7 separate regions of the Homo sapiens genome follow, and all the other regions are linked to region 2. The links are chromatin contacts, found by Hi-C or POLR2A ChIA-PET in ENCODE. All regions are on one chromosome and are shown on one strand. The core of a region is the stretch at or near the end of the contact, and the rest is flanking DNA. Distances in the headings are between cores, read along the strand shown. Region 1 holds the start of FRAT2 (FRAT regulator of Wnt signaling pathway 2). Region 2 holds the start of TM9SF3 (transmembrane 9 superfamily member 3). Region 3 holds the start of TCTN3 (tectonic family member 3). Region 4 holds the start of RRP12 (ribosomal RNA processing 12 homolog). Region 5 holds the start of ALDH18A1 (aldehyde dehydrogenase 18 family member A1). Region 6 holds the start of ENTPD1 (ectonucleoside triphosphate diphosphohydrolase 1). Region 7 holds the start of ARHGAP19 (Rho GTPase activating protein 19).

Region 1 (3,795 bases), core at 276-2,775, 750 kb before region 2:
CGCACAAAAATGTTAGTTACACACTTAACGATGGTGAAATTAGGCAAATGTTAAAAACATAGGCACTTGATGGAAACTTATGTAATCATTAAAATGTTTTCAAAGTGCATGCAATAACACGAAAAACGTTTATGATGTAAGGCAAAGTGGAAAAGTGTGTAACACTGTATGCATGTGTTTGTATACTACACTTTCATAGAACAAAGGCTAAAAAGGAAAAAAATTTAAATGTGAACCATGAGAGATTTTTTCCATCCCTTATATTTTTCTTTTTTTTTTTGAGACGGAGTCTCGCTTTGTTGCCCAGGCTGGAGTGCAGTGGCGTGATCTCGGCTCACTGCAACCTCCGCCTCCAGGGTTCAAACCATTCTCCTGCCTCAGTCTCCCGAGTAGCTGGGATTACAGGCGCCCGCCACCACGCCCGGCTAATTTTTGTATTTTTAGCAGAGATGGGGTTTCACCATGTTGGCCAGACTGGTCTGGAACTCCTGACCTCAGGTGATCCGCCCGCCTCGGCCTCCCAAAGTGTTGGGATCACAGGCATGAGCCACCCACCGCTCCTGGCCAATCCCCTATATTTCTATTTGAACCTTAAAAAAAAAAAAAGACCCTTCTTTAGCCGAGCGGCGGTGAGTCCTATTCTCATGATATGTCCGGGGGCTTGAAGACTGCGGGAGGGAAAGCCTCTGGGACCTCACCTCAGAGCGATTCTGCTCTGCTTCAAAGCGTCCCCTCTTAGGCCGGGCGCGGCGGCTGACGCCAGTAACCCCAACACTTTCGGAGGCCGAGGAGCGAGGACTCCTTGAGCCCAAGAGTTCGAGACCAGCCTGGGCAATATAGTGAGACCCCCCCCCCCCACCACCGTCTCTACAAAAAAAATTTTTTTAATTAGCCAGGCGTGGTGGCCGCGCCTGTGGTCCCAGCTGCTCCGGAGGCTTAAAGTGGGATGATTACTTAAGCCAGAGTTCGAGGCTGCAGTCAGCCGTGTTCGCGCCACTATACTTCAGCCTGGGCGACAGAGACCTTTTCTAAATAATAAATAAGTAAATAAGTAACGTGCCGCCTCTTCACTCCCAATTCCCTCCGCCTTTCCCCGCCCCGCCTCGTCGAAGCCGGACCCGCGGCGGCCCGCCCCTCCCCCACGACCAGGGCCGGGAACTGCGGGTGCGCGGGGCGGGAGTCGGGCGGGCTTAGGCGCGGCCGACACGTGGGGAGGGAGGCCGCGGCCCAGGAGGCGGGCCCGGAGTGGGTGTGGGTGTGTCCGTGCGTGGGAGAAACCAACCTCAGCCTCCTCCGAGGCGCCACGTTTCAGCACGGCTCGTTGGGCCCGGGAGGTCGGAAATCAGTCCCCACGCCCCGGACCCCCTCCTGGAGGGACAACGAACACAGGCGCGGGACGGCTTCGGTCACCGCCCGCGCCGCCCTTTGCCCCCGTGCCTGCTCGCGCGTCACCCCCGCCCCGGTGCGGTGGTAGGGCCCGGCGCGACGTCACCCATTGTTTACAAATCAACCCGAGCCGGCAGGATTCCGGCTCCAGCGGCTGCAGGCGCGTGGCTCGAGTGCCTGGCGGGCTCCGGCTTCCGCGTCCGCCCCTGCTCCGGCTTCGCCCGCAGCTCCGCGCCCGCGGGCAACCAAGCCCCCAGCGAAGCCCGCACAGCTCCGGGTGCCAGGACGGGGGGCCATGCCGTGCCGGAGGGAGGAGGAAGAGGAAGCCGGCGAGGAGGCGGAGGGGGAGGAAGAGGAGGACGACAGCTTCCTCCTGCTGCAGCAGTCGGTGACGCTGGGCAGCTCGGGCGAGGTGGACCGGCTGGTGGCCCAGATCGGCGAGACGCTGCAGCTGGACGCGGCGCAGGACAGCCCGGCCTCGCCGTGCGCGCCCCCGGGGGTGCCGCTGCGGGCCCCGGGGCCCCTGGCTGCGGCGGTGCCGGCGGACAAGGCCCGGCCCCCGGCGGTGCCGCTGCTGCTGCCGCCCGCTTCGGCTGAGACGGTGGGCCCGGCGCCCTCTGGGGCCCTGCGCTGCGCCCTAGGGGACCGCGGCCGCGTGCGCGGACGCGCTGCGCCCTACTGCGTGGCGGAGGTCGCCGCAGGCCCCAGCGCGCTGCCGGGGCCGTGCCGGCGAGGATGGCTCAGGGACGCGGTCACCTCCCGCCGCTTGCAGCAGCGCCGATGGACCCAAGCCGGGGCACGCGCCGGCGACGACGACCCGCATCGGCTCCTCCAGCAGCTCGTGCTCTCGGGAAACCTCATCAAGGAAGCCGTGCGGAGACTCCAACGAGCCGTCGCCGCGGTTGCAGCCACGGGCCCCGCAAGCGCCCCTGGGCCCGGGGGAGGCCGCAGCGGACCTGACCGCATTGCCCTGCAGCCCTCAGGCTCCTTGCTCTGACGCAGGCCTCCTGGAGGAGGAAGTGGAGGCCGCTGCGTAGACCCAACAGCGTCCAGTTCCTACTAACTCTGAGCTGAAGCCGACGTCGCCAGCCTGGGAGCGACCACTTTGGCTGCGGGGAGGCGCGTGGGGAGAGATCTCAACCAGAGAAGTTACCAGCCGCGGCGAGGCCGTCGGAGAAAACTTAAGCGTGGAGAAATGTATGCGCCAGGGTGCTTCCGTGGGGCATGAGAATTTCCCGGGCCATCCAAGCCCAAGGACCTGGGATAAACTGGGAGAACTATGGCAGCTACTTGCATCGACTTGTACCTCACTTAGCCCTTGGGGGCGTCGTGAGCTTGGATTGTTTAAGGAGGGCTCAGGGGTAGGAATCGCGATGGCTTTATAACAATACTTGAAAACTAACGACACGCATACATTTTCTTATTTTCTGGTGGAGGAGCTTAGTAAGTGGTGCTACAATTGCTGTGCAAAGAAATTCCAGAGGGGAGAAGAATGTAAAAGTTTGGTGGTGGGTGGCTTGGCATTGCCCCTTTTTCCCACCGATTCGGTGGCTGGTGAAGGTGGGAGATGTGAACTCCAATTAAGGGACTGGAGAGAGGTGAAGAATTTTGCAGGTGGGAGATTTGGATTTGAATGTGGACTTGTAAATGACTTGACCTTGCCATCTGTGTTCAAGGTCACGGTTTGCTGTGGGGTTCCTGGGAGAGCTTACTCACCCCGGAGTCTTTTCTTTCTCTTGCTCCAAGAAGAGCCCTGTTGGTGCTTTACCACCGCTTGGAGTCTCCCGAGGACACAAACAGGCAGAGAGGGACGTGTAGGGAGAGTTCTTTCCTGTTTTCTGTGCTTTCCTTTTTACAGGACTCCCGGAAGGCCACTCATGGCCATGCCAGGAGCTTTCTCAGAAACAGTCATAAACGATCTCTTGAGTCTCTTTCTTGTCCTCCCAGCTGAGCTTTCTTATTCCACCCTTTCTGGTGTCTATAGGAATGCATGAGAGACCCTGGACGTTTTTCTGCTCTCTTCTGGCCCTCCATGGAGTCATGGGCCTCGGCCTCGGCGGCTCCTCACCCTCACAATTTATTTCCTCCTCCCGTGCCAGCCCTTCTTTTGTGTCTGAAACCGGTTTTAAAATGTGACTCTCCCAGAGAAGAAGCCGCTGGCTGTATGAAACTTGACGGCGCTTTTGTAAGGTGCCACCCCCAAACTTTAAGGTAGCTAAACCAATTTTTAAAAGATTCAATGGCTTGTTCATCCTCCAGATGTAGCTATTGATGTACACTTCGCAACGGAGTGTCTGAAATTGTGGTGGTCCTGATTTATAGGATTTCATAATTAAAATGTCTGCTGAATAAATTTGGCTTTTGTTTTGGAGCACGGTTTGGCATTTTGGTGGAAGGTGGGAGAGGGGC
Region 2 (3,547 bases), core at 565-3,064:
GCTCCATTTCTCAAGGGATCATGCAAGGTTTCACTGAGGAGGTGATCATCAGCTAGGTCTGAAAGGATAATATCTAAGGCACAAGGTGAAGCAGAGCATGCCAGATAAAGGGAGTATAAAGAGCAAAGGCACAGAGGTGTAAAAATATATACGGGTGAATGCAGAGCATAGAAATTGGTGGAAGGTAAAGTTAGGGAAATAAATTAGGGATAAAATAGGCAAAAATTTGGACTTTATCCTTTAGCAGGGAACTTTTTTTCTGATTACATAGTTAGCACATGCTCACTGTAAAAAATAACCAAACATTTATAGGCATGTACAAAGTAGAAAGTTAACCACTGATAGTAGTTTGTTATAATCTTTCAGATTGTTTTCTATGGGCAGACTAACATATTGCCATATAAAATGAAGTTAAACTCTTATTTTCTTCAACTTGAAAATTTAACAGAACCTCTTGGTTATCATTCCATGCCAGTACTTACCTATTTCCTTTTTTTAAAGTGGCTGTATAGTTGGTAAATCATTACCAGCAAAAAGACCTATTATGGAGCCAGACTGAGTGGGTCTGGTGTTTCAGCAAGCCACTCAAGCTCTCTGTGCTTCAGTTACCTCATCTGTAACAGGAACATTTTCACCGTACCTGCTGCATAGGGTTTCTGTGAGAATTTAATGAGCCAATATCGTTCAGAATAGTGCCTGGCAGATGAACGCCCTCGTGGTGACTCCATGATTTATTTACCTAACATTGAAGAACTGTTTTAAGCAAGGGAGTGAGCGATATAATCTGGTTTCTTTTTAGAATAAAAAAAACATCACCCTGGCACCTGTTGGGGATGTTAAACGGGAGGAAGATCAGTCAGTGATGGATATCTTCTTGTGAGACTCTTGCAATACATAGTGATACGGAAGACTGGTTGGTACTGGCAGAGGAAGGAGAGGAAAAATAAACTCTTGAACCACTTTTAAGAGACCAAATGCTAGAACTTGTTGACTGCTGATGGCTGAGAAGAGACAATCTGACAAGTTCGAGATTTTTGGCTTAGTGGCCTGTGTAAATGGTGGTGCCACATTCGTATATTTTTTTTTTTTTAAAGATTTTTTGTTTCAGTGTCTACTACGGATCTGGCACTGTTCTAGGTACAGGAAATACGGAAACAGGATCTCTGCTCCGAGGAGCTTACACTCCAAGAGATATTTATGACTGGGAAGAGGAGACCCAGAAATAGTTAAGTAAACACATAAATGAACAAGAATGGCAAGCTAACTTAGCATGTCTTGATTGAACAGTAGGGGTCCAGTAAATATTCAGTAACTTTAAAACATCCAACCCTGTACGAGTTTAACAATCTCTCCTAACGGTGATTACAGGAGCCCGTGATTCATTCACAGCGGCAGACGAGCGCCAGGAAAGGGTTATTTGATCTGATCCCTCAAGTTCCGGAGGCAGCAGGTCAGACGATCGGCCCCATTTGGCAGCCAGGAAAAAAGCTTAAGCATTTTGGCCAAGGTTACACAACCCGAAACACCGGGACGCGGCCCGGAGGCGGCTTCGGCCTTGCGGTCCAGGCTAGGCCACTGCGCCGGGGCCCAGCCTGCTCGGCGCCCGCCCGAGTGCTCGGCAGGCCCGTAGCGCCGCGGCTCCCAGGAGCCGAGGGGCAGCCGGCGCGCAGGCGGCGGTTGCCGGGCCCTCCCTCGGCCCGGCGGCGGTGGCGGCCCCGCGTCGCGAGGCACTTCCGGCGCGTGCCGGGGTGGCCGGATGACGTGGCTGAGTCAGAGGAAGAGGCTGAGGAGGCGCGGGGGGCGGGGGAGGCTCAGGAGCGGGCGGTGACGGCGACGGCGGCGGCAGAGGAGGCAGCGGCTGGGCCGGGCCCCGTGCGTCTGTCCGCGCCCCGTGGATGCGAATCGGCCGCGGCGGAGGCGGCGGCGGCGGAGGAGGCGGCGGCGGGAGGAGGAGTCGGTGAGCCGGCTCCGGGCCGGAGGGGCGCGGAGGATGAGGCCGCTGCCTGGCGCTCTTGGCGTGGCGGCGGCCGCCGCGCTGTGGCTGCTGCTGCTGCTGCTGCCCCGGACCCGGGCGGACGAGCACGAACACACGGTGAGGCGCCCCGGCCGGCGCGGCCGCCCCGGGCTAGCTCCCCAGTTGCCCACTGAGGCAGGCCCCACGCAGCCTGGAGTGCCCGGCGGCCCGGTGGTGCCCCACTGCGGCCCGAGGACTCCTTCCGGTTGGGCCTGGCGGAGCAGGAACCTTGGGAGCGTGGAGGAGGCATTTCCGTGCGCTCCCGGGACAGGGCTCCGCTCCCGAGTGACAGGGTCTCCTTCCCCCGGTCTGGGCCTCAGTGGCGCCGCACCCCAGGGTCTCGGGGTTCCTGGGACCCTGGGGCCAGGAAGGAGCCTGGGAAGGGTTGAGGTTCATCCACCGCGGGAGCGGGGCAACGGGCAGGCTGGGCTCGGGGCTTTTGCCCCCCAGGGAAGGAGACTGCCTTCTGGCTACTGAGGGCTGCGACGCCGAGGAAGATGGATGCATCGTGATTACCCGGCAGCCACTAACCAGGAAATATCCTACACTTTATGGTCTCCTTTGGCTTTTATCGCCCGCTTCTGCCCAGACCGGATTAAAACCCTGGGGTGGGGCAGCATTAATAAACTTGAATTGAAGAGCAGTTTATACTTACTTGTAAGTGCACCCAACCTACACGCGTTCAATTCCTAGGCCTTTCTTGTAACTTTCTCCTCACCTTCCAGCCCCTAAGTGAGACCCCCATCCCGATAGTCTCTAACTAAGGCAGCTTCTGACAGTAAAGGGTCTTGACGTTTCCCAGTCTTCAGGTCAGGGCCAGAAACAGTCCCTTTTGCATTTGGCCTAAAGGTGATTGGCAGTTTGTTTAATTGGTATTCTCACATCAAAACGTGCATGTGAACGACTCTTCAAATGGCTTTCACTTAGGGCTGTAACTGTGGTTTTCAGAGTGGTAGACTTGAGCAAGGCAGGAAGGTCAGGTAAATTGAGAGTTTGCTTGACGAGTAATTGTTTTTTATACCTTTACCATTAATGATAGGAGTTTCTATGAGAGACTGTGTTTGTACTAAATCAGAACGATCTGAGGGAGTCTTATGTCATTTCTGGTAAGTGAGGAAATGAAGCAGTCGTCCTTACCTATTTAATGGATCCGATTTTATTTGTAATCAACAAAACTTTTCGCTGGATCCTTGGCTAGCTGGGATCTTATTTTAGCTAATAAAAGCTCTAAACTTTTGACTGTTCTACCTTCGGTCACAGCCAGAAACTTCTTACCTGTGTAGGTATGTATTTCTTTAGAGACACAAATCTCGAATTGGTGACATGTTTTTGTACTGTACTTGTGGTGTTTCACCTAAGATAATTTTGTTGGGAGGTTAAACAGCTTAAAACGATTTCCTTTTGTGTTCTTTCATCAGATAAGCTGTCTCAAAGTTTAAGAACTGCTATTGTTTCACATAGTATACAGGGACCATGTATAGATTTGGGTCTTTGAGTATTTTTAAATTTTCAGTGGGCATCCATCCTTCTGTT
Region 3 (3,617 bases), core at 380-2,879, 890 kb after region 2:
AGACTTTTAGCTACTGACTTCAAAACATTAGAAAATAAAGATCTTGTAAGAGAATTCAAGTAAAGTCAAATGTCCTAAAACTTACCTGAGTTAAATGATTCACTTGTAAAGGGAGGTGTTGACCAGATTTTAGGTAAGTGTACTAGATTTTAGATAACTCTTAACAGATGTTAATTTATATACTAAAACTAAATATCCAAAATAATCCAGATGTCAGAACCGTGGACATAGGAAAATACTGGGTCTAGGAGGAGCAATATTTTGATCATCTACAGTCCCACTGTACAATATGGTAGCTACTCACGTCTGTGGTTAACTTTGAATTAATTACAATTTAAAAATTAAAAATTCAGGCCAGGCACAGCGACTCACAGCTGTAATCCCAGCACTTTAGGAGGCCAAGGCGGGAGGGTCACTTGAGGTCAGGAATTCGAGACCAGCCTGGACAACATGGTGAAACCCCATCTCTACTAAAAATAAAAATAAAATTAGCCGGGCGTGGTGGCGCGTGCCTGTCATCCCAGCTACTCAGGAGGCTGAAACAGAAGAATCACCTGAATCCTAGAGGCAGAGGTTGCAGTGAGCTGAGATCACACCACTGCACTCCAGCCTGAGCGACAGAGCGAAACACCGTCTCAAAAAAAAAAAAAAAAAAAAAAATCAGCTCCTCAGTCACGCTAGCCACATTTCAAGCGCACAATTGCCACATAAGGCCGGTGACTACCATGCTGGACAGTGCAGCTACGGTACATTTCCAATACCGAAGGAAAGTCCCATGGCCCGCGCTGCTGTGGGGAATCGGAAGAGGCACGCCATTCCCGGGAAGAACAAAAACCTCCTAGAGAGGCTTAAAAAATTTGCCATTAACACGGGGAAAAAAATCTTCTATTTCCATTCCTCCATCTTATTTTCTCACCTCCTAGACAATGTTTCTTTTTTTTATTCTTTCTCTCCCTATTTTCTCACATTTTTCCTGCCCTTTTTTCTTATTTTTCTCTCACTGCTTTTTCTAACAACAAACATGCAGTCCATCTTTAATGATTTGATGCATTTCTTTAGGGTTTTCAAAATTTCTCAATGTTAAAATGTAAGGAGCTGAATGAACATTATTTCTAATGTGTTTTTTTTTTTTTTAAAAAAGCCATATTTAGAGGAGACTGTTTTTTAAGGTATGTGACCTTAGGTGTGTTTCCCCCACCTGAGAACATTATTCTTCCATAGAAAGGGTTTCTCACCGTTGGAATCCGGGGTGAAAAAAAATTTGCAATTCTAGTTCCGGCCTCTGGGGTTTCCTTGCACCGGAGGCCGGGCTCAGTCCTCTGGGCCGCGAAGTGGGCGCGGAACCTCTCGGTCCGCCGAACTCCTACCGCCACCTAGCGGAAGGAAGGCGCAAGGGCTTCTTCGTCACTGACGGTTGCCAGGCAACGGAGGCACGGCCCGGCCCGCGTTAAGGAGGAGGGCGCAGACCGAAGGACACTGAAAGAGCTGTAACAACCCCACTTTCGATTGGTTGAAGAGCTCTCAGCCTTCTCATGAGCCAATGAGAAGAGGCACGCGGATGGCGTCAGACGCTATGCGACTCCTCCCACCCACGCTCTGGCAATGCGATTGGAGACCGCGGAGGCCTACGTCGGACCCGGAGGCCCTGAATGCCCCATGCGCACCCCACAGCTCGCGCTCCTGCAAGTGTTCTTTCTGGTGTTCCCCGATGGCGTCCGGCCTCAGCCCTCTTCCTCCCCATCAGGGGCAGTGCCCACGTCTTTGGAGCTGCAGCGAGGGACGGATGGCGGAACCCTCCAGTCCCCTTCAGAGGCGACTGCAACTCGCCCGGCCGTGCCTGGACTCCCTACAGTGGTCCCTACTCTCGTGACTCCCTCGGCCCCTGGGAATAGGACTGTGGACCTCTTCCCAGGTGAGGGAAAACGTTGTGGGGGTGGAAACTTACTTCTGAGATCTAAAATTCTGTGAGCAAAGTTGAGCTGCCACAAAGCAGGAGTGGGGCTGTCGGAAGAAGGAGGGTGAGCACCTGGGAGAGTTTGGGGATCTTCATCCCACTCACTCTGTGTCGTACTTTCATAGTCTTACCGATCTGTGTCTGTGACTTGACTCCTGGAGCCTGCGATATAAATTGCTGCTGCGACAGGGACTGCTATCTTCTCCATCCGAGGACAGTTTTCTCCTTCTGCCTTCCAGGCAGCGTAAGGTGAGCTTCGTTGCTCAGACTGAATCCTAAAGGGGTTTGGGGCCTACAACGGGTAACATTTGGATGTAAGAAGAGTTAGTCTTTGTGCCTCCCACCCGTACTTCCACTCCTAGGACATTCCCTTGGTTTTTCCTAGGAATTGCCTTTTCTGATTCTCTAGAGCAGGGCTGGCCAGTAGAATAAGACCTTCGTGTCGTCCTATAGGTGCCCAAGGAGTCCTCTTTGGCATCATCTGGCCGATATTGCTGGGACACTCTTTTTTGGACCTGCCCCGCCCCTTCTAAATATATCTTCTCCCTCCTCTTTCCTCACAGGTCTTCAAGCTGGGTTTGTGTAGACAACTCTGTTATCTTCAGGAGTAATTCCCCGTTTCCTTCAAGAGTTTTCATGGATTCTAATGGAATCAGGCAGTTTTGTGTCCATGTGAACAACTGTGAGTAGAAACATGTTGGTTGTTCTCATTTTCTAACACAGGAGTGTTATATTTTGTCTTCCCTGGCCCACATTGGAAGAAGAATTGTCTTGGGCCACACGTAAAATACACTAACGATAGCTGATGAGTTAAAAACAACAACAAAAAAAAAGCAAAAAAAATGTCAAATGTTTTAAGAAAGTTTACAAATTTGTGTTGTTGGGCTGCATTCATAAGCCGTCCTGGGCTGCATGCGGCCGGTGGGTTGCAGGTTGGACAAGCTTGGTCTAACATTTATTGAGAATTGGCTTTTATTCTGGCCTTTTTTCCATTTCTTTTTTTTAAACTTTTTTTTTTTTTGTCCTTTGAATCTCTACGCCTCTTTCTGCCTCTTCTCTCTTATTACGGAATACATTTGCATTTTTGTTTTTTTTTGAGACGGAGCCTCCACCTATCGCCAGGAGTGCAGTGCAGTGGCACGATCTCAGCTCACTGCAACCTCCACCTCCCGGATTAAAGTGATTCTCCTGCCTTAGCTTCCCGAGTAGCTGGGACTATGGGTGTGTGCCACCATGACCAGCTAATTTTTGTATTTTTAGTAGAGACGGGGTTTTGCAATGTTGGCCAGGATGGTCTTGATCTCTTGACCTCATGGGCCACCCACCTCGACCCCCAAAGTGCTGGGATTACAGGTGTGAGCCACCGCGCCTGGCCACATTTGCAACTTTTTATGTTCTGTTGGCTATGGATCAGAAAACTCATAAAGAACTTTAATTTCAATCATTTTAATCATTCCTCTTAACTCAGATAATCACAGATAGACTATATTCCCCACTTACTACAATCTCCATGAGGGTACTAACTGAATCCCCAGTGCCTAACACATAGTAAGCACCAAATAATGTTTGAATGAACATCTTTGACAAATGAGTCTATGCCAACCTTATTTTCATTTCATGAGGCAACAGTGTAGGAGGAGCATTAGATTAGGATCTCAGTCCT
Region 4 (3,545 bases), core at 30-2,529, 810 kb before region 2:
TGGTGCATGCTTGTAATTTCAGCTACTTGGGAGGCTGAGGCAGGAGAACTGCTTGAACCTGAAATGTGGAGGTTGCAGTGAGCCGAGATCGTGCCACTGCACTCCAGCCTGGGCACCAGAGCAAGACTCTGTCTCAAAAAAAAAAAAAAAAAAGAGAGAGAGAGAGAGAAATTGGAGAACCAGGGATTAATTAGGGATGGAATGCTGTCATAAGGCAAGGTGGCTTAGCAACTGAGTATCTCCAGTAATAAATGAAAATAGCAAAGCTTGTCTAGAACACCACTGACTGCTTTTTTCTCTTTTCAAGTCAAGCTAATTTTCACACTTTCAAGTCTCCATAAGTTTTGACTTTTCTTTTTTTTCTTTTTTTCTTTTTTTGAGATGGAGTTTCACTCTTGTTGCCCAGGCTGGAGTGCAATGGCGTGATCTCAGCTCACCGCAACCTCTGCCTCCCAGGTTCAAGCGATTCTTCTGCCTCAGCCTCCCCAGTAGTTGGGATTACAGGCATGCGCGACCACGCCCGGCTTATTTTGTATTTTTAGTAGAGACAGGGTTTCTCCATGTTGGTCAGGCTGGTCTCGAACATCGTGACCTCAGGTGATCTGCCCGCCTCGGCCTCCCAGAGTGCTGGGATTACATATATACTTTTATATGAAGGTATATGACTTTCATATAAATGTGTTTCTATGCTTAATTTTGAAAATAGATTTTCAAATGTAATATAAATGTACTTTTTGTTGTTGTTTAACTGCAAAAGAACTCCAGTTTTTTGTTTGCTTTGTTTTGTTTTTTTGAGACAGTCTTACTCTGTTGTCCAGGCTGGAGTGCCGAGGCGTGATCTCGGCTTACTGCAAACTCCGCCTCCCGAGTTCAAGTGATTCTTGTGCCTCATCCTCCCGAGTAGTTGGGATTACAGGCGCGCGCCACCAAGCCCAGCTAATTTTTTTATTTTAGTAGAGACGGGGTTTCACCCTGGTGATCAGGCTGGTCTCAAACTCCTGACCTCAAATGATCCACCCGCCTCAGCCTCCCAAAGTATTGGGATTACAGGCATGAGCCACCACGCTCAGCCAAACTCCAGTTTTATAAGGCTTACGCCTGTGGCCCTGAAACCTGGTCCTGGCTGGAGTAAGAACCCCATAGAACCCTTAGCAACCTAACTTCCTCCCTAGCAACGGATCTCCTTGGAGCTCCTCCCCATCCGAAGCCAGGAGGAGGTGTAAAACCGGATGTTGACTGTTTTACCATAGTAATGCACACGAATCCGGAAGTGACGCCAGAAGAAGAGGAAGTGAAGGCTACAGGGTATCCACGTGGGTTCTGAGCGTGTTTCTACGTCCCTGGAAGCCGGTCATTTAAGCTCATTCCTCGCCACGGCTTAGTCAACATGGGTCGCTCGGGAAAGTTGCCTTCTGGTGTCTCAGCTAAGTTGAAGCGCTGGAAGAAAGGCCACAGCAGCGACAGCAACCCCGCCATCTGCCGCCACCGTCAGGCCGCCCGCAGCCGCTTCTTCAGCCGGCCGTCAGGTAGCTGGGTTGAGACCCGAGCGCAGCCGGGGGCGGGGTTCCAGGCAGACCTGGGTCCAGATGAGTCTGGGGCCTCTGGGAGAGTGCGGGGCCAGGCATTGGACCTTTCGTCTCTTAGGATGTCGGATCTGGAGCCCTCTCTGAAGGGCAGTCCTTCCAATTTAGCAGATACAGAAACTGAGGTCCGCAGTAGGGAAATGTCTTGTGTAAGGTACCGCGGGTGTCAGAGTTGAGACAGATGGCTTGGACCTTGGGTAGCTCTTTACAGAGCGCGTTCACCTTCATTTATTTTGCAGGCCCTCTGAATGTAGCTCCCAGCCGATTCCCAGTGGCGTTTATGCCGCTGCTACAGGGAAGCAGAAACTTTTACATGGAGGATTCCCTTTCTCCTTGGTTTTTCAAGTTTTTAGGCATACAGTGGTTTTATGAGACTGGCTGTGTTCAGAATTCAGCCTCTCGGGTTGGAGATTTGGCCTGGGCTGGTTTGTTTCCCAGGGGTTGTTCTGTTCTCTTGACCAAAAGGAGGCTTGGACCTTATCTTGTGCCTCTGGCTCTCAGGAAGGAGTGACCTGACAGTCGATGCTGTGAAGTTACATAATGAGCTGCAGTCAGGGTCCTTGCGCTTGGGCAAAAGCGAAGCCCCGGAGACGCCCATGGAAGAAGAGGCGGAGCTGGTTCTCACCGAGAAGTCCTCGGGTACCTTCCTGAGTGGCCTTTCCGACTGCACAAACGTCACCTTCAGCAAAGTACAGCGCTTCTGGGAGTCCAACTCGGCTGCCCACAAGGAGGTAGGGGCGAGGGTCGGGAGGGCCATAGGATAGTGAGGAGAGGCCAACTCATGCCTTTTCTTCAGCTCTGGCCGACAGGTCTCCGATGACAACAGCTGGTATTTCTGGATGATGCGTCATCGCTCCTCCCCTTTATGTCTCCTCCTAGGGCAGGTTCTACTTTCTGCTTTTTATAAGAACATCTCCTCTGCTTAAGTACTTGAGGGTAGAAATATTTTCCAAACATTTCTCTCCTCAGCTATACCTAACACAGCACTTTTACACAGAGTATTTTCAATAAACATATGTTGAGTAAATAAATGCTGAGTAACAGTGATTAGGAAACGTTTTATCTAGCAAGAACTAAATTTATTTACTTTAATTTAACTTAATTCATGTATTTATTTTGAGACAGAGTCTCGTTCTGTTGGCCAGGCTGGAGTGCAGTAGCGCAATCTTCACTCACTGCAACCTCCATCTCCCAGGCCCAAGCAATCCTCCTGCCTCAGCCTCCCAAGTAGCTGCCATTACAGGCATGTGCCACCACGCCCGGCTAATTTTTTTTTTTTTTTTTTTAGTATATTTAAATAGTGCATTATTCAAGTAGCTAATTTTTTGTGTGTGTGTATTTTTAGTAGAGACGGGGTTTCACCATGTTAGCCAGGCTGGTCTCAAACTCCTGAACTCAGGTAATCCGCCCACCTTGGCCTCCTAAAATGCTGGGATTACAGGCATGAGCCACCGTGCCTGGCCTTACTTTTATTATTTTATCTATACTATAAAGTTATATATATTTTTTGTTATTGAAATAAAAAATGTCAAAATTCTAAATGATATCAAAATGATATAAGAATAATATAATGTGATGGTAGATCCCCCAACTTGAATCATTCACAGAGCTCCTGTTAATGGGTCATTGTCTGTCTTCCTGGACCAGCTCTGTCCAATAGTAATCTAAATTCAAGCCACATATGTAATTTAAAAATGTTTAGTAGCCATATTAAAAACTGAAAGAAACAGGTAAAATAAATTCATCTTTTTATTTTTTTCTGGAGCCGGAGTTTCGCTCTTGTTGTCCAGGCTAGAGTGCAATGGCACGATCTCGGCTCACTGCAACCTCCGCCTCCTGGGTTCAGGTGATTCTCCTGCCTCAGCCTCCCGAGTAGCTGGGATTAGAGGCGTGCGCCACCATGCCCGGCTAATTTTCTGTTTTTAATAGAGACAGGGTTTCTCCATGTTGGTCAGGCTGGTC
Region 5 (3,356 bases), core at 761-3,260, 930 kb after region 2:
ACGGGGTGTCTCACACCTCTGCATATATCATTCCCTTATTCCCTCTTCCTCATATGATCCTGTACTCCTCTCCTCTTTTAGGTAAACTCCTTACTTCTAGTGCTTCAAAGCACAATTTGAATATCAACTCTTTTTAAAGCCATTGTATTAGTCTGTTTTCACACTGTTACAAAGACATACCCAAGACTGGGTAATTTATAAAGAAAAGAGATTTAGATGATTCACAGTTTCACATGGCTGGGGAGGTTTCAGGAAACTTACAATCATGGTGGAAGGGGAAGAGGCAAGTCTTACATGGTGGCAGGCAGGAGAAAGCAAACCAGTGAAGGGGGAAGAGTCCCTTATAAAACCACCAGATCTCATAAGAACTCACTATCACAAGAACAGCATGGGGGAAACAGTCCCATGATCCAATCACCTCCCATCAGGTCCCACCCTCCATAGGTGGGGATTATGGGAATTACAATTCAAGGTGAGATTTGGGTGGGGACACAAAGTCAAACCATTTCAGCCATCCCTGAATGTCTGGCCATCCCATTCTTTAGTATTCATCACATGGTATTGTAATTATTTGCTCATATATCTCTCTCTTCCATAAGGCTGTGAACTCAGCTATGTCTTCTTCCACACCCAGGGAATGCTTGGCTGTCTCAGTCCATTTTGTGCTGCTAAAACACAATAACACAGACTGGATAATTTTTAAATAATAGAAATTTATTTCTCACAGTTCTAGAGGCTAGGAAGTCCAAGATCAAGGTGCCAGCATCTGGTGAGGGCTTTCTTGCTGTATCCTCACGTGGTGGAAGGGCAGAAGAGCAGAAGAGAACACCCACCTCCACAAACCTTTTGATAGCAGCATTAATCTATTCATGAGGGTCACTCTATTCATAAAGGTGGAGCACTCTTGACCCAAATGCCTCCCATTAGGCCCCACCTCCCAATATTCTTGCATTGGGAATTAAGTTTCCAACATATGAATTTTGGGGGACATATTCAGACCATAGCAGTAGCCAGTGTTTAATAAACAAGAAAATGAATAAATAGGCTTAGTAGTGTTATCAGGGACGACAGAAGGGCATGATGCCTTTCTGTGCCCAACCTCCTATCAAGTGCTGCCCTCCCACCACCCAGCACTATGTGCCTATGCAGGAATGTGTCCTTTGAGCAAAATACAGCAAGGAAAGAGGGAGAAAAATCTGTGTTTTCACTTTTTTTCTTTTTCTTTTTAAGAGGTGGGGTCTTGCTGTGTTGTCCAGGCTGGATTTGAACTCCTGGGCTCAGGTGGTTCTCCTGCCTCCACCTACGAGTAGCTGGGACTACAGGCACACACCACAGTGCCAGGTTTTTGTGGTCTCTCTTTAAAGGTGAGTCTGCATTCACCTTTGGAATAGTTCTAGTTGTCATAGATTGAATATCCTATTTTAAAATGCAATATTCTTACAACTGCCTTTGATGAAAGGGAGTTGAGATGGGACCATTGGGGAAACCTCCAGATGACTAGGGGGCAAGTAATTTGATTGCAGTGCCAAAATGCTTCCATTTAAGGAGCCAAAGTTTGCAAATGTGTGTAAACTGATCCAATCTATTCCCAGGATGTGCCTGAAGTAACAAACATATGTAAGTTGATCCAACCTATTTCCGAGGTGTGCCCGGGATATAAATGGTTAACATTGACAAACACACCTTATGAAATCTACCAGCAGCTGAGGGTGCCAGGCACCTCTTCTACCTCCCTGGAAGGCCCAGTGGGGCGGCGTTTCGAAGGTGTCTTCGCCCCTGTCTCCGGCCCCTGTCCCCTCCCGGGACGTGGGCGTTCCCCCTGAACTCGAGTCCCGCCTCTTCCAGGCTGCCGGGGCCTGGTGGGCTGGCCCGCCACGTGGAGCGCTGGCTTGATTCTCGAAAGGGGCCTACGCCATTGCCGCGCCGCAGCTCCAGGACAGGCCCTCGCCCCACGTCAACAGCGTAGGGCCGGCTGCCCAGGTTTACTCTTACGCCACTGACGTAACGTCATCGTGCGGGACGTGGACGGAAGAAAAAAGAGAGTGAGCGAGCGCCGGAATCAGCCCGGCGTGGAGTGCGGACCCGCGGTAGTGCCAGGGGGCGAAGGCGGCGGTGGTGAGGAAGGTACGCGGCGAGCGGCGGGGATGGCTAGGCGCCCGCGTCTCTGCGGAAGCTGTTGCGCGCCCAGGCTCAAGCGCGAGGGGCGTGAGCGCCGGGCCGCTGGAGCGGGGACGCTGCCGGAGCAGGTGCCGGGGCCCGGGGATCTGGCCCATGGGTAGGTGTGGGCCTCGGCCGAGGGATGGCGGCTGCATCGGGCCGCCCAGGGCGCGCTGCAAGACCGTGGCGCGCTCCCATATGCCGGTGCGCGGCCGCCCCGGGATCTACGGATGGCTACGGGCCCTGACCTCCCCGGCCTCCCCTGGGTACACCATGTAAGGAACTGGGCCAAGTGGAGACTTCAGGCATCCGCGGGCCCCTTCTTTCCAAGAGTATGGAGCCTGCACTGGTGGGTGGCGTGGGTGGCGGTGGTGGCAGCGCCGGGATGCCGCGGGTTTTAGCTGGCCGCACGCTGACTCTCAGGGGCCTGGGTCCCTAGTTCCCCGCGGCCCTCCAGGCGTTCATCATCCCCTCCTCAAAGCCAGACTCCCTTTGCAGTATGGCATTCTGTGTATGCTGGGGTCTTCCTGTTACAGCAGGACGCACCCACATACCCCACCTCGTCCTTCCCCCATCATTATCCCCTGCCCTCTGAGGTGGTGAGGCCCATCGGATCTTTGTATTTAAGTGGTGAGCCATATACCGAGCATGTGTTTGTGGGTGAACTGTGCTGGGACTGAGGTTCACTTCTCTGTTCAAATCAGTTAGATAAGGGCATTCTGTTTAGTCTGTAAAGAGATATTGAGAAATGTCTTGAGTCAAAACGTGAAAACTTTCTTCAACTGATGATATGGAGTCTAAACACACACACAGAGTCGAGACACAGTCACACAAATCTAGACACGAGTCTAGATACACACACACACACACACACACACACACTCTCTTTGCTCCTTGGGATCAACTGTGTGCTTCTCGAGGGCGTAATACACTCTGCCTGGTCAGTCAGAGATGGTGGTACAGGGGAGAGGTCAGGAGGCTTGGTTTCTACGTCAGTCTTCAATCTCTTATTTCAGTGACCGTAGGTGTTCAGAGCTTTCAATGACTCTTGGTTAATAGAGAGGTAAACAGTCAGTCAATATATGTGTGTGATTGTATCTAATAGTGAATATTCGTTGAATTCTTTGTTCCCGTGATGGGTCTTGAAGGAAATTAAGGAAAAAATAATTGTAAGGCATCATTAGTGCCTAAAAGACAAA
Region 6 (3,552 bases), core at 895-3,394, 830 kb after region 2:
ATGATGAAACTAAGGCACACAGTAAATGGTGGAGCTGAAATTCAAACCCAGGCAGCTCGGCTCCAGACTAAAGGGGAAGCAGAGTACCAGATAGGCCCTTAAAACAGAAGAAAGTGCCTAGCTTCAGTCTGAGGAAAGATGCAGTTCCTTTGGGGAACTGAAAGCAACTCAATGAGGCGCAGCTTGGGGTGGGGACAGACGTTCAGAGATGACTGGGTCTGCTCTGTAGGTTGGAAGAAAAACCAGAAGCAGAGGGTTTCAGATCCAGTCCAAATCTTTTTTTTTTTTTTTTTTTTTTTTTTTTGAGACAGTGTCTCACTCTCGCCCAGGCTGGAGTGCAGTGGTGCAACCTCAGCTCACTGCAACCTCTGCCTCCCGGGTTCAGGTGATTCTCCTACCTCAGCCTTCCAAGTGGCTGGGACTACAGGCGCACACCACCACACCCAGCTAATTTTTGTATTTTTAGTAGAGACAGGGTTTCATCATGTTGGCCAGGCCGGTCTCGAACTCCTGACCTCAGGTGATCCGCCCACCTCGGCCTCCCAAAGTGCTGGGATTACAGGTGCGAGCCACCACATCCAGCCCCCCAGTCCAGACTTTTGACAACTAGCTGTGACTGGTGTCACCAAACTAACCCCTTCTGACCTCAGTTTCTCCTTTTTGCAAAAGACCATAATAACAATACCTGCTTCTCATAGAGAATGGCCATGAGCACCAAATGAGGAAAATGTATGTGAACTTGAGTGCAAAGTACAAATTCCTTCACAGACTTAAGATTTTACCAGTATCACTTCCCCAGTAGCTTCAAGGATTTGCAAACCTGAAATCCACAATGTCAGGGCACCAGAAAAAGCAGAGAAACAGTATTGGGGAGTGGAAAAGCCCACCAGCCCTGCCTCAGACCACCTCCATCCACACTCAGCCCTTACTAACTATGAGATCTCAAGGCAAGTTATCCTCTCAGTACCTCAATTATGCCATCTGGAAAATGGGAATGTCAATGATAGCACTTGTAAGGTTCATGTGACAAGTAAGTAGCACATGTAATATGCTAGGTATAGCTCCCAACACAGAATAAAGACTTAGTCAACATTAACAGCTATCATTATTGTAAGTATTAAGAAATATGTTGGCTACTCATGCTATTCTTCCATGTTCTATACGGTATAAGCATGTGGGAATGTTAGAAGTTAGAGATGATAAAGAAGGAGGAGAAGGAGGTTTACAACCCTATACTCCCTCACTGCTGCAGAGATTCTTCCTGGCTCTCACACGCTGGCAAGCAGCTGGCTCTCCGTCTTGGCAGAAAATGCCCAAAAGAGGTAAAAGATAGAGACTGCACACCATCTGTGCAAACCAGGCTGCTCTTGTAGTTTTTAGACAAAATCTAAATGTAGTCAGATGTGACCTGCCCTTTTAAGATAGAATTATTCTATTTCCTCCCTCTACCCGTCCCCGTCCCCCACTCTGTCCCCCACATAAAACTCCCCCACATATCTCAAGAAACTTTCAGCATTTTGAAAGACATACTCTGGGGTCCTGTTGTGACAGCCTTGTGCCACATTAACTTCTCTGTCTTGTTCCCAGCAAAGAAGCCTTTGCTAATTTCACAACAGGAAAGCATGCAAGAAATTCGAGAACAAAACAAATCTACACGCAGAGCCCAGCATCTTCAAGCAAACACCCTGAGGTACAGACCCGAGGCTAGATGAGTCCGGACTGCAGATGAGGCAGCTGCCTCTTAAACTGCAAGGGGACTGAAAAAGTCATTTGCCTCTAAAAAAACCAACTCTGAATACAAATTGATAATGAATATTCATGAGCCCCTCCAGCTTGCTCTAGAGCCACCCTTGACTGCAACCCTGGACTCTGCTTCCTAAAAAGTTTCCCAAAGCTCTTTCTCTGCCTCCTCTCAGAAGGAAGAGGGTGGGAAAGTTCATTCAGGGCTTTTTGCCTCCAGCTTTCAAGTACTTGCTTTTTGGTCTGGGCTTTTATTTTTCCTTCTATTTTTTTTTTCTTAAGGATTCAGATCAAATCAATTTTGGTCTTACCCTTTGTATCTTCCATAAGTAGCAGCTTTTGTTTTCCTCCTCTTTCCTCGTCTTTCCCCCCCCCAGCCTCTGCTTGCTGTGGTCCGTCTCCGTGAGAGAGGTCCTCAAGGAAACAGAGATATAACAGACCCTTGGGCTCGTGGGAGGGGCTAAATTAGCCGGCCCCGTTTCGGAAGGAACCTCAAACCCTGTCTTTTTCATTGACTAGAAAGGACAGATTGACTGAGGAGTCCAGCAGCTCATTTTCCTAAAGTTACTCGAAGCCTTTTCCAGGTTGTAATTTTTTGCATCCTTGAAGCAATGTATATTCAAATCTCTCTCTCTTTCTCCCTTCTTCCCTCTCTCCCTTACTCCCTCCCTCTTCATCTCTCTCTCCCTCTCTTCGTTATAGAAATCCCTTTTTCTCCCTTGAAAAAGTCATCTCAGCTGCAAGCAAAAAAAGCTATTCCTTACTGCAATTATGAAGCTAGATAATAAGAAAGTTGTTACCTTGAAACCCGCTCGAAAAACTGAAAGTCAAGAACAGTTCTTCCCTCCCCATAAAGCCTCTGGTCCCATGACCAGCAATCCTTTCTCAAGGCTCATTAGAGCAAAGAGCAACAGGTGACCCAAGCGATGAGTTTCCTGCAGGAGACGCTGCGTTATTGGTTGGAAGGCTGGGTGGAACCACAGAGGAGCTGCTCAATGGGAACCGCTGCCTGGCTATGAATTGATGAAAGTCATCCACCATTTCCCAACTTTGACTTCCTACCTTTGAAGTCTAATGAGCATGAATTACCACATCCAGACCGTCAAGATTACCCCAATGTAGATGAGAGCCTGACCAAATTATTTTTAAACTGTGTAACAAAATTATTTTGAAATCAAAACAAGGGCTAATCCTTTGAAAGGAAGGTAAGTCCTCAAGTCCCAAGGCGACTTGGCAGCTTCTCCCTCCACAAGGCTGTTGCAAACCTTAGCATTTCAGGTCTGAAAGATACCTCAGACATTGAGTCTAAAAGAGGTTAGAGATGTGGAGAGGTTAAGCCACCTGCTCATGCTCACATACATGGTCTCTCTTATTTGCTACCATGTTCCCCAGCACCTAATACAGTTTCTCTCACAGCATGGGCTCTCAATAAATATTTGATGAATGGTTGAAAAAAATGAATGAATTGCAGCAAAGCAGAAATGTAGATCTGTTTTCCTGTTTCCTAGTTCTTGATTTTTCTACATTGCTTGTCTGGCATGTAAATTTGTATCTAAAGCCAGTTATACCATATAAATCATTAAATTTGTGAGCCCGAAGGACTGTTTTGACTCTATGTAGAAACTATATTCTCCAGCGAGCTTTCAGTCATACTTTAATAAGGACAAAGGATAACCTTTTAGTTTAGGCATCTCTGTTACTTTGCACGGTGCCACATGGTATATACTCAATACATTTTTTATACTTTAATAAATTTGGAGCTGTTTAACAATACTTTATTTCTGAAATGCTTTATAGTTATAGGATTTTGCA
Region 7 (3,832 bases), core at 51-2,550, 710 kb before region 2:
CCCCAGGTGGCAGGATATCAGAAGGATCAATACAGAAATTCCCGAGAAAAGTCCAGCATAGGAAAACAATATGGAAAAACAAAAAACAACAATGCTCAAAATTTACAATGTTCTCACATATGTTGCCTCAGTTAATCCCTAGGAGAAGTGTGTGCCGCAGGGAGGACAAGGATAATTATGGTTATTCCTACCATTGAGGATTAAAGTTTAGTTTGGGACAAAGTCATGCAGCTTTTGGTTCCATGGTTCATATCACAAGGCAAACTCTGTGGGTTCTCTGGGAAGTTGGAAGGGAGTGAATGTATTGAAGCAGAAATGACCGACTCCAGCCTGGCCAACAGGGTGAAACCCCATCTCTACAAAAAGTACAAAAATTTGCCCTGTGTGTTGGTATGCTGCAATATTGTACTGTGCTCCAGCATGGGAGACAGAGGGAGACCTTATCTCAAAAAAAAAAAAAAAAGAAAGAAATAAAGGAAGAAAGAAATGACCTATGGCTAGGGCTATGCTGAGTATCTGAAGAAAGAAGGCTTTGAACTATACGTTTAAAAGCAAGTACTTCTAGGTTGCCACTCCCTGCCTGCACTTGAGGGATTTATCTCTGGGTCAAGACAGAGAACGAGTCTTGCATTAAATTACATTAAATTAAATGAATTAATTTATGGCTGGGTGCAGTGCCTCATGCCTGTAATCCCAGCACTTTGGGAGGCTGACATAGGAGGATTGCTTGAGCTCAGGGGTTCGAGACCAGCCTGGGCAACATGGTGAAACCCTGTCTCAACAGAAAAAAAAAATTAAAAAAATTGTAAAAAAAAATTATTTATTTTCAACTTTTATTTTAAATTTAGGGGGTACATGAGTTGGTTTGTTATCTGGGTATATTGTGTGATGCTGAGATATAGGGTACGGAGTCTTGCATTTTAGAAAGTGATGAGTCACTTTCAAAGTTGACAGTTCTATAATTCCCTGATTTACATATCAGGACAAAATTTGAGCATAGGCTGGTGATTTCTGACTTGAACCTAAAGGTCTGTGGAATCGGAAGGGTTCATCAAAATGAGAAACTACAACTCCCGGCAGGCCTCGGGGCTGGGTCTTCTTCCCCGCCCCTCCCTCTTTTTCCGCCAGGGCTGGGAACGACCAATGACGGTTAGTCATTTGAATAGACCAATAATATATTAAACGGTTCAGGTTGAGGAGGGGCGGTCGAGTCATCCAATCGCACGGAAGAGGTGAAAACATATTAGCCAATCCAAATATGTGGGGGCGGGACGTAAGGTGGGGCGGTGAAAGAAGTTTGCTGACGAAGATGGCGACTGAGGCACAGAGTGAAGGGGAGGTGCCAGCCCGCGAATCCGGCCGGAGGTGAGCTGAGTTTGGTCCAGTTTCCTGGGAAACGCGGCCTTGGGCTGGTAGTCCTGCCGCCTTTGCCTTGGGTCACGGAGGCGCACGGTTCGGGCTTTGTTTCTTTCTCCCACGGCGTTTCTCATCGTCGCGCCTGCGGGGGCTGAGGCGCGGGGGTCGGGCCTGGGCGCTGGACTCCAGCCAAACCCCCCGCTCGGTCCTGCCGGTGCCCGAGGGGGCTCCTCCCGCTGCGCTGGCTGCAGACGTCCAGCTGGGGGTGGCAGCGCTGATCGCTTTGGCGCCGAGACACCTCTTGATGGCGAGGAAACGGAAGTCCAGGGCTGGTTAGCGAATTCCTCACTGTTGCACACAGCGCTTCACATCTTCTCCGAGGCACTTTGTGCGTTCAGGTCCGAGCAAGGATTTGAGTGTCAATTAGAAACAGTGTTGAGTCCTTGGGCCAGTTTTTAAACCTCTCTCGACTTCAGTTTCTTCATCTGCAAAGGGACGTGAGGATGCCTATTTCCAAGTGTCAAGATTGAATAAGACAATCCATTTAAAGCTAGCACTGAGTTTAGCCGATAATGACAACTCTACGCAATAGATTTTCTTCTTCCTAGTAGAACAGCTAAGGAGCAGATGGGAGAGGGATCTGTAGTCCAGGACATCATGACTTTATTTCCACAGGATGTTCTTTCCTAAACAGCCACACCGAGATTTAGCGTTTTCAGGAGAGAATTTCGAGGTGGTGTTGCCTTAGCCTTGAGACCTAAGTTGTCTTAATTGATTACAATTTTGTTTTTGGTGTAATTCAATAGATTGAGTTTATTTACGTTGCCTCAGTGTAACTCAGTAAAATACTTCGGTTTGGCGTCTTTTGGTTCCATTTGTACCGAATAAGAGATTCCAAGAATCTTGGGAAACTAATAACTTTGTGACTCGGCTTCTTCCTGAGCCCAGATGAGCGTGGTTGAGTGTGTTATTTAAAATATCATACGGGGCCGGGCATGGTGGCTTACGCCTGTAATCCCAGCACTTTGGGAAGCCGAGGGGAGCGGATCACCTGAGATCAGGAGTTCGAGACCAGCCTGGCGAACATGATGAAAGCCCGTCTCTACTAAAAATACAATAATTAGCCGGGTGTGGTGGCGGGCGCCTGTAGTCCCAGCTACTCAGGAGGTTGAGGCGGAGGTTGCAGTGAGCCCAGATGCGCCATTGCATTCCACCCTGGGTGACAGAGCAAGACTATGTCTCAAATAAATAAATAAAATAAAATATGATATGGAAGAGTTTTCCACTCTTTTTTGTTTTGTTTTGTTTTTGTTTTGCAGTTGCAAGATTTCATAGAGTGAAATAGAGTGAAAACACAGCTCCCACACAAAGGGAGGGGACCCAAAGTGGGTGGCCGTTGCTGGCTCTAATGCCTGGGTTTATATCCTGATCCTTGTCCCTCCCGCTGTGCTCTCAGGCAAGAGATGATTGGCTATTTCTTTACCTCCTGTTTTTGCCTAATTAGCATTTTAGTGAGCTCTCTGATTGGTTGGGTGTGAGCTAAGTTGCAAGCCCCGTGTTTAAAGGTGGATGCGGTCACATTCCCAGCTAGGCTCAGGGATTCTTAGTTGGCCTAGGAAATCCAGCTAGTCCTGTCTCTCAGTCCCCCTTCTCAACAGGAAAACCCAAGTGCTGTTGGGGAGATTGGCCGATGACCGCCCTAACTGCTTCCTGCTGAATTGGGGCGTAGTAGGGGTTGTGCAGTTGAGATTTCCTCGGGAGGGTTGCCTTCGATGTCATTAACATCGGAGCATGGGCTAGCAGGCTGTTCCAGGGGTCCGCGGTGGATCTTAGTCATAGACTGCATCTGGGGCTCCATTTGAAGAATGATTTGTAGTTTTACAGTTTCAATTCTGGAAGAGACAAACGCTTTGGATGCCCCTTCGTGGTCACCAAAATGTTACCGGGGGTCCTTGCTCACAGAGCTCCCAAGATGGTGGCCAGCCGCTTCTAAGATGATGGCGGGCCGCTTCCAGGATGGTGGCAAGCCTAGTGTTCTCTGACCTGGGGTTCTCAGCCTCACCGATTCCAAGGAATGGAATCTTGGGCCATGGGGTGAGTGTTACAGCTCTATTAGAAGCTGTGGGTCACGGAAGAGAACCGTGGAACCCAGTGACTGGTGTTCAACTTGATTAGGACGAACCCAGGCACTTAGCCATGCAGGAACAATGGCAAGCCTTTAGCACGATCGGGAGTGGCAATGGGAGTCTCACTGGATCAGGAGCACAGCAGACACCCTGCCAGATCCGGAGGGATGGGAGTCAGCAGCGGGATGGGAGTCAGCGGCGGGTCTGCGACAGCGGCAAACAGCAGTGGTAGAGGGCGAGCAAAAGCTCAGCTCCAGCCATAACAAACATAGACCAGAAGAGTGCAGTTGCAAGATTTAATAGAGTGAAATAGAGTGAAAACAGAGTTCCCATACAAAGGGAGGGGACCC

Evidence for each region. A loop is a pair of places that touch in the nucleus more often than their neighbours do. ChIA-PET counts read pairs that join two places held with the same protein, here RNA polymerase II (POLR2A). Pooled maps may share reads with other maps.
Region 1: a map of dorsolateral prefrontal cortex shows a loop between it and region 2 (3-fold over the local background). The contact joins the promoter of FRAT2 here to the promoter of TM9SF3 in region 2. A Hi-C loop is called at or near these places in 2 of 168 maps with a recorded cell type or tissue (dorsolateral prefrontal cortex and naive thymus-derived CD4-positive, alpha-beta T cell), 2 of 37 single-sample maps with no recorded cell type and 20 of 50 pooled maps. POLR2A ChIA-PET finds 5 or more read pairs at or near these places in 1 of 52 experiments (activated CD4-positive, alpha-beta T cell).
Region 3: a map of CD8-positive, alpha-beta T cell shows a loop between it and region 2 (8-fold over the local background). The contact joins the promoter of TCTN3 here to the promoter of TM9SF3 in region 2. A Hi-C loop is called at or near these places in 3 of 168 maps with a recorded cell type or tissue (CD8-positive, alpha-beta T cell and naive thymus-derived CD4-positive, alpha-beta T cell) and 14 of 50 pooled maps. POLR2A ChIA-PET finds 5 or more read pairs at or near these places in 1 of 52 experiments (T-cell).
Region 4: a loop to region 2 is called in a map of dorsolateral prefrontal cortex, with 5 times the contacts of the local background. The contact joins the promoter of RRP12 here to the promoter of TM9SF3 in region 2. A Hi-C loop is called at or near these places in 2 of 168 maps with a recorded cell type or tissue (dorsolateral prefrontal cortex and naive thymus-derived CD4-positive, alpha-beta T cell), 2 of 37 single-sample maps with no recorded cell type and 11 of 50 pooled maps.
Region 5: a map of B cell shows a loop between it and region 2 (5-fold over the local background). The contact joins the promoter of ALDH18A1 here to the promoter of TM9SF3 in region 2. A Hi-C loop is called at or near these places in 2 of 168 maps with a recorded cell type or tissue (B cell and CD8-positive, alpha-beta T cell) and 10 of 50 pooled maps.
Region 6: a pooled map shows a loop between it and region 2 (14-fold over the local background). The contact joins the promoter of ENTPD1 here to the promoter of TM9SF3 in region 2. A Hi-C loop is called at or near these places in 6 of 37 single-sample maps with no recorded cell type and 5 of 50 pooled maps.
Region 7: a map of B cell shows a loop between it and region 2 (21-fold over the local background). The contact joins the promoter of ARHGAP19 here to the promoter of TM9SF3 in region 2. A Hi-C loop is called at or near these places in 1 of 168 maps with a recorded cell type or tissue (B cell), 1 of 37 single-sample maps with no recorded cell type and 15 of 50 pooled maps. POLR2A ChIA-PET finds 5 or more read pairs at or near these places in 2 of 52 experiments (GM12878 and WTC11).

What each region holds. Positions count from the first base shown.
Region 1 is chr10:97,332,459-97,336,253 of GRCh38, reverse strand. It overlaps FRAT2 (FRAT regulator of Wnt signaling pathway 2), which reads left to right and starts at 1,525. Exons shown (of 1, transcript NM_012083.3): 1 at 1,525-3,757. The coding sequence starts at 1,682. The coding sequence ends at 2,383. It overlaps LOC105378448 (a long non-coding RNA gene), which reads right to left and starts at 1,408. Exons shown (of 2, transcript NR_188201.1): 1 at 1,283-1,408. RefSeq lists silencers at 957-1,306, 1,437-1,586, 1,677-1,826, 2,167-2,296, 2,307-2,356 and an enhancer at 1,907-2,814.
Region 2 is chr10:96,585,279-96,588,825 of GRCh38, reverse strand. It overlaps TM9SF3 (transmembrane 9 superfamily member 3), which reads left to right and starts at 1,814. Exons shown (of 15, transcript NM_020123.4): 1 at 1,814-2,092. The coding sequence starts at 1,991. LOC105378443 (a long non-coding RNA gene) reads right to left here and starts at 1,762. Exons shown (of 3, transcript XR_946220.4): 1 at 483-1,762. RefSeq lists an enhancer at 647-706 and a silencer at 1,585-2,154.
Region 3 is chr10:95,691,939-95,695,555 of GRCh38, reverse strand. It overlaps TCTN3 (tectonic family member 3), which reads left to right and starts at 1,629. Exons shown (of 14, transcript NM_015631.6): 1 at 1,629-1,912; 2 at 2,080-2,203; 3 at 2,518-2,636. The coding sequence starts at 1,657. It also overlaps a transcript of ENTPD1 not described here. RefSeq lists enhancers at 669-1,170, 1,645-1,924.
Region 4 is chr10:97,399,074-97,402,618 of GRCh38, reverse strand. RRP12 (ribosomal RNA processing 12 homolog) reads left to right here and starts at 1,279. Exons shown (of 34, transcript NM_015179.4): 1 at 1,279-1,526; 2 at 2,085-2,314. The coding sequence starts at 1,388. RefSeq lists an enhancer at 1,746-1,795.
Region 5 is chr10:95,655,365-95,658,720 of GRCh38, reverse strand. ALDH18A1 (aldehyde dehydrogenase 18 family member A1) reads left to right here and starts at 2,010. Exons shown (of 18, transcript NM_002860.4): 1 at 2,010-2,124. RefSeq lists a silencer at 2,164-2,273.
Region 6 is chr10:95,754,755-95,758,306 of GRCh38, reverse strand. It overlaps ENTPD1 (ectonucleoside triphosphate diphosphohydrolase 1), which reads right to left and starts at 2,144. Exons shown (of 10, transcript NM_001776.6): 1 at 2,052-2,144. The coding sequence starts at 2,067. ENTPD1-AS1 (ENTPD1 antisense RNA 1) reads left to right here. Exons shown (of 6, transcript NR_038444.1): 6 at 1,593-3,552. RefSeq lists a silencer at 894-953 and an enhancer at 2,284-2,583.
Region 7 is chr10:97,290,105-97,293,936 of GRCh38, reverse strand. ARHGAP19 (Rho GTPase activating protein 19) reads left to right here and starts at 1,300. Exons shown (of 12, transcript NM_032900.6): 1 at 1,300-1,365. The coding sequence starts at 1,310. ARHGAP19-SLIT1 (ARHGAP19-SLIT1 readthrough (NMD candidate)) reads left to right here and starts at 1,264. Exons shown (of 15, transcript NR_037909.1): 1 at 1,264-1,365. RefSeq lists a silencer at 1,579-1,628 and enhancers at 973-1,729, 1,730-2,488, 3,247-3,832.